Regions from separate parts of the Homo sapiens genome. Here region 2 is linked to region 1. A link is a loop called in an ENCODE intact Hi-C map of the cell type or tissue named here. Cell type or tissue: GM12878. All regions are shown on one strand. Links, peaks and the distances in the headings refer to the core of each region. The heading gives the core; the rest is flanking DNA.

Region 1 (2,920 bases), core at 281-2,780:
CCCCATCTCAAACAAGAACAAAACAATGTCATTTGATTATTTAATATTGCATGGGACACATACTAAAAAAATTATTTGTTATTTATCTGAAATTCACATTCAACTGGCTGTCCTGTATTTTATCTGGCAACCCAAGGCAGAGATCATGTGTTGAAGATGGTAGAGGAACAAGAAAGAAGAACTTGGGTGGCAGATGGTTATGGAGCTGCTGTAATGGAATTAGACTGTATACCTCAAAACATCGTAGGTTTGGGGGCTTTTTTAGAGACAGAGTCTCACTCTGTTAACCAGGCTGGAGTGCAGTGGCACAATCATAGCTCACTGAAGCCTCCAACTCCTGGTCTAAAGTGATCCTCCCTCCTCAGCCTGCCAAGTAGCTGGGACTACAGGCACACACCACAACTGGCTACTTTTTAAATTTTGTAGAGACAGGGTCTCATTATGTTGAGATCACTGGCCTCAAGTGATCCTCCCACCTTGGCCTCCCAAAGTGCTGGGATAATAGGCATGAGCCACCGCACCTGGCCCTGAATCTTTGTTTTTGTAAGAAAGGATGTCTATCTTGTTTATGCCTTACTCAGATTTTTTCTCCTGTCTCTGATAGCTGAACCCAATCTAATAAACACTAGCTCTGCCATGAACTTGTTGGGTGACCCTGGTGATGTGGTTTAGATGGTTTTTGTCCCCTCCAAATCTTATGTTGCAATGTGACCTCTGATGTTGGAGGCGGGCCTGGTGGGAGGTGTTTGGGTCATGGGGAAGGATCCCTCGTGAATGGCTTGGTGCTGTCCTTGCCGTGATGAGTGAGTTCTCACTCTATGAGTTCACACAAGATCTGGTTGTTTAAGAGAGCCTGGCACCTTCCCCCATCTCTCTCTTGCTCCCTCTCTTGCCATGTGATACACCAGCTCCCCCTTTGCTCTCCGCCATGATTGGAAGCTTCCCGAGTCCTCAACAGGAGCAGACACCAGTGCCATGCTTTTCATACAGCCTGCAGAAACGTACTTTTTTTGATAAATTAGCCAGCCTCAGGTATTCCTTTATAGCAATGCAAAACTGACTAACACACTCCAGGAAGTTACCTAACCTCCAAGTTAACATCCATTAAATGGGGGTGATCATAATCCACACCTCAGACGGCTGCTGTGAAAATTAAATGCTGCAAGCACTTCAAGTGGTCAGACATGGCTGGCAGGCCTTGGTAAGTGTTTCCTGTGATTGATTCAGTAGGAGTCCTCCCTCACTTGCAGATATGATCCCCAGCTCACCTCCACTCCTAGCAGCATTACTGGACAGCATCCTGGCTTGCATCTTTGCCCTTGAAAACCACACTCTATCTTCTCCAATGGTCAAACACTTCCTGATTTACTGAACTACCTCTTGGCATCAAGCACTGCCTCCTTAGGAAGTGGCTCCTGAATCTATTTCTTCTCAGTTAGTCTCGTGGGGGTTAAAGAAACACACACACACACACACAAAGAAACTGTGACTGAATGTGCTACATGAAGTCTTTGACGGTCTTTCTGTCTTTGCTTAGAATTAGACATGAGAAAAACCACTAGTGCATTCTCGCCTTCCCTCTAAATTTAGAAATCCGAAAACACTGTTCATTATGTCAGATATTTGGTGCCTTCCTTGTGGGCCTGGAGGTTGAGAATTAAATCTCGACACTTCCTTGCATGAGAAGAGTGTATGGAACATTAGACAGCAATCCCCAGGGACATGAGTACTTATAGGACAAGATTTTTCCTGCAAAGGGGAACCAACCAAACCAGTGTACCATCGCAGGCTTTGCAGCCACTTGCTCTGTCCCCCTCGCTGCCTGCAGGCGTCTGTTTCCAATATTTGTACCAGTTCTATGCATAAGCCCATTCAAAGTCACACAAATTCTGTCCAAAAAGCAAGGAGAGAACCCACCCAGGTCTGACAACTTGTAGCTTTCCTCCTGTCCATGTATTCTAATGGCCTGATTAGCAATTCTATTGTATTTAATTTGCACCCCGGGTAATTCACTGTCAGCCAGAAGAGCCATCATCTTGAAAAATGGCACCAAAATTAAAAACCAATAGTCAAATTTCAGTTGGAATGAGCTCTCCTGGCATAATGATGAAGCTGGATTAACTAGAGTCCAGCCCGCTAAGTGCAAACATTTTAGTTACTAATATGCTGCTGGGGAGTTTGAGCCCTGGCCTTTCTGCAGTGTGGGAAACAAGCAGCCAAGTTAGAAAATTGAGAATGAAAATTGTGTTGGTCCAGTCAAACCGTCAAGTGAAGTGGCTGTTCACCATCTCCTAGCCACTGTAGTGGTTTACTTTATTTTTTTTCTCTCTCTCTCTCTGTTTTGTTTTTGTTTTTGTTTTTTTGAGAGATGGAGGTCCCTCTATGTTGCCCAGGCTGGTCTCGAACTGCCTGGGCTCAAGCAATCCTCTTGCCTCAGCCTCCCAAAGTGCTGGGATTACAGGTGTGAGCCACTGCCCAGCTCACTGTGATGGTTTTAAACATGTCCACGAATTCTGTGGCAGTCCTCTCATCAAAGGGTGGAGGAGTCTAATCCCCTGCCCCTCCCCAAAAGCTGGCCTTCCTGACTCACATGGAATGAATAGAATACAGTGGAAGTGATGCTGCTTCCACTCTATCACTTGGAAGTGATTTCCAAGACTAGGTCATAAAAGGTGATACAGCTTTTGTCTGGTTTTGTTTTTTTTTTGTTTGTTTGTTTGTTTTTGAGATGAAGTTTCGCTCTTGTTGCCCAGGCTGGAGCACAATGGTGCGATCTCGGCTCACTGCAACCTCCACCTCCCGGGTTCAAGCGATTCTCCTGCCTTAGCCTCCTGAGTAGCTGGGATTACAGGTGCCTGCCACCATGCCTGGCTAATTTTTGTATATTTAGTAGAGACGGGGTTTCACCATGTTGACCAGG
Region 2 (2,920 bases), core at 120-2,619, 91 kb before region 1:
AAAGCTCTTCAAAGATAAGACTAGAATCTAGCTCTGCGTCTTATACCCAAAAGGCCCTCAGTAAATGTTTGTTAATTATCCATGATTTTACCCGAAGAGGCCACATTAGTCCTCCAGAAGAGGAAATACATCCTTACTAGGTGAAATGTTAAGGCGATACTCAAATTTCAAATGAGTGGAGGGCCACTTCTTAGACTCTACCTCAAGGCCTGTTTGCCCAACCCACAGTGCTCCAGGGCTCCTCCCTCATGTGACACTAACATCTCCAGTGTCTTTGGTTATTTTGTCCAAATTAAAAGCATTTCTTAGCTTTTTGAGGCAGTCAGACTCCCAAGATTGAGGAATGCATCTTGGTCTTCATCACAGCTCCATTCAGTGCCTCGCCTCAGTTTGCATCTCTACAAAATGGACATAACATTTGTGCCTGGTCAGGTGTGGTGGCTCACGCCTGTAATTCCAGCACTTTGGGAGGCTGAGGTGGGAGGATCCCTTGAGCCCAGGAGTTCGAGACCAGCCTGGGCAACACAGTGAGACACCCTCCCAGCCCCGATCTCTACAAAAAATTTAAAAATTAGCTAGGCAATTCTGTGGTCCCAGCTACTTGGGAGGCTGAGGCGGGAGGATCACCTTGAGCCCGGGAGTTCTATGACTGTGCCACTCCCTCCAGCCTGGGTGACGGAGCAAGACACCATCTCTTAAAAAAACAAAAGGAAAAGATTTGTGCCTGGAGTGTTGTTGTAAGTATAACATCCATAATGAATTTGCATATCCTTTGTACAATTAAGATAATACACAAATAGTTATTGGTTTTAAAATCAAGTGCCCAATAAATACATGCCAAATGTATTGGATTATTCATGATTTAACAGAAACCTATATTGGGCTTCTCTTTTCTCATCTGTAGAATAGGGATAAGAATAATACCTACCCAGAGGGTCATAATCTAAAAACATATGACTGTTCATGTAAAGAGCTTAGCTCAGGACATAGCACTTGTAAGCATTCAGTAAATATTGGCTACAGAAGTGGATTTACTGCGAACCTAATAAAGCTTAAGCTTCAGGTCCCTTACTTACACTGGCCCCTTCCAAGCTTGGCTCAGGGGTAGTAAGGTTTTGTACAGACCACCATCTGTTTCCAGTTTAACTTCCCCTCTAACACACCTCCCATTGGGTCAGATGGTGCAAGAGCAGCTGCAGGCATATTTGGGTTCTGGCTAAGGGGAAATGAAAGTGAGGATACAATTAGTTTTTGTTTAGGGGTTTGCAACCACTTCCATGTAAAATTGATGCTAACCATCACACATTGCAGTGCAGAAATAGCCTTCAGGAATTCTCCTACTGCCTCTGGGCTGACTTGCCCACTATTGTGACTTGAAGGTGCGTGCCAAAGGTTGTTTCATAACATAAATGTGTCTGTCCTGCGTATCTCTTGCGACATAGCAAGTCATTCTAGAACTCAGTGGCTTCAAATGACAACAGTCATTTGTTTTGTTCACAAATCTGTAATAGGCAGGGCTTTGCAGGGACAGCTTCTCATGGTTTCACATGGCATCATCTGGGGTGGCTCAAAGGCTGGGGGCTGGAATCATCTGAAGGCTCCGAGTTCATGTATCTGGTGGTTGATGCTGGCTGTGAGCTGAGACCTCAGCTAGCTGGCTGTGGCCTTTCCGTGGGGCCTGGGCATGGCGGCTGGGTTCTAAGGGTGATTGTCCCAAGAGGGCCAAGTGGAAGCTGTCTTGCCTTTTATGACCACCTTGGAAGTCACATAGTGTCACTTCTGAGGTAATCACAGACCCACTCAGATAAGGGGAAGGAAGACAGGCCCCACTCCTCAATGAGAGGGATACCAATATCCCACTATAAGAAGAGCATGTGAGATGGAAGGTCTGATCGTGACCATTTTGGAAAATACAGTCTTCCATGGTGTCTTATGGCACCCAGCCCCTAAAAATATGTAGGTAGCAGAAGAAACAAAGCCTGAAATGTACGGAGCCAGGAGCTAATCTGTGGAAAATCTTCCTAGTCAAAATGGAAATTTGCTTCTGTCAGGAATAGACTCAATAATGCAGTGTATGCAATTAATAACACACCATATATTTTTATTTCTTTTCTGATGGGACTTGCACAAAAAAGGATTTATCAAAATTCATGTGTTTCATAGGGCACGAAACTGTAACAGTCCTACAAACACAAGTGGCATCTGTTTGAAAAGTGGCAAGTTTTATCCATCCAGTGTTTCAGATCGCATTTTAGCATATCTGACGCATCTTGTCCTGACAGAGTCCAGTGAATCCAGAAGGAAAAAGGGAATGCAAAATTGCTAATGTTGCTGCAAAACAGCCTGAAGAAACAAGTGCTCTAGTGTCAAAACTACACAGGCTTATCAACACATCAATGCATGTAGCATAAGAGTAATTTTTATTTTATTATTCAATTATGCAGCACTGCAGCACAATATATGCACCTTAATTTCATGCTAATTTCACACACACACACACACACACACACACACACATAAGAATTACTCATCATACCAAAATTCAAATAGGATAGGAAGGTAGAAGTATCTCAGTAGTAGTCAAAAATGTAAAGTAGAAGGAGACCCACAGTTACTTCAAAATGTCACTCTCTTAATACATCACAATGGAAGCTAATTACCAATGACAACTAGTGAATCTGAAAGAAACTTTACAACACTATCAATAATTTTATAAAAAGGAGATCAAGCACACTGGAGGAAAGACTGATCTTTCTATTGTCTCTATAGAAAACAATGTTTTAAAATTGTTATCACATGAAAAGGCGATCAAAGCGGCACAGCCCACCAGAGTAGAAAAAGGAATCACAAAAGTGTTTCAGACAATTAATTAGTAAAAACACTAGATATTTTTCTGGATTTTGTGAAGTTTGAAGTCTTT

The links. Peaks named below come from ENCODE experiments on the same cell type or tissue, not always from the same donor. Only the 100,000 strongest peaks of a DNase experiment are listed, where the experiment ranks them.
Region 2: a loop joins it to region 1, with 1.9 times the contacts of the local background. A loop is called at or near these places in 1 of 110 quality-filtered maps.

Annotation. Positions count from the first base shown.
Region 1 is chrX:40,314,566-40,317,485 of GRCh38, reverse strand. No RefSeq gene overlaps it. Among named protein-coding and RNA genes, the nearest start is that of LINC03099, 53 kb to the right of the region's middle. In GM12878, for the core only: no CTCF peak of the experiment used is centred there; a DNase peak (open chromatin) is centred at 1,467.
Region 2 is chrX:40,405,015-40,407,934 of GRCh38, reverse strand. No RefSeq gene overlaps it. Among named protein-coding and RNA genes, the nearest start is that of LINC03099, 140 kb to the right of the region's middle. RefSeq lists an enhancer at 1,492-1,541. In GM12878, for the core only: no CTCF peak of the experiment used is centred there; a DNase peak (open chromatin) is centred at 1,359; H3K27ac peaks cover 761 bases.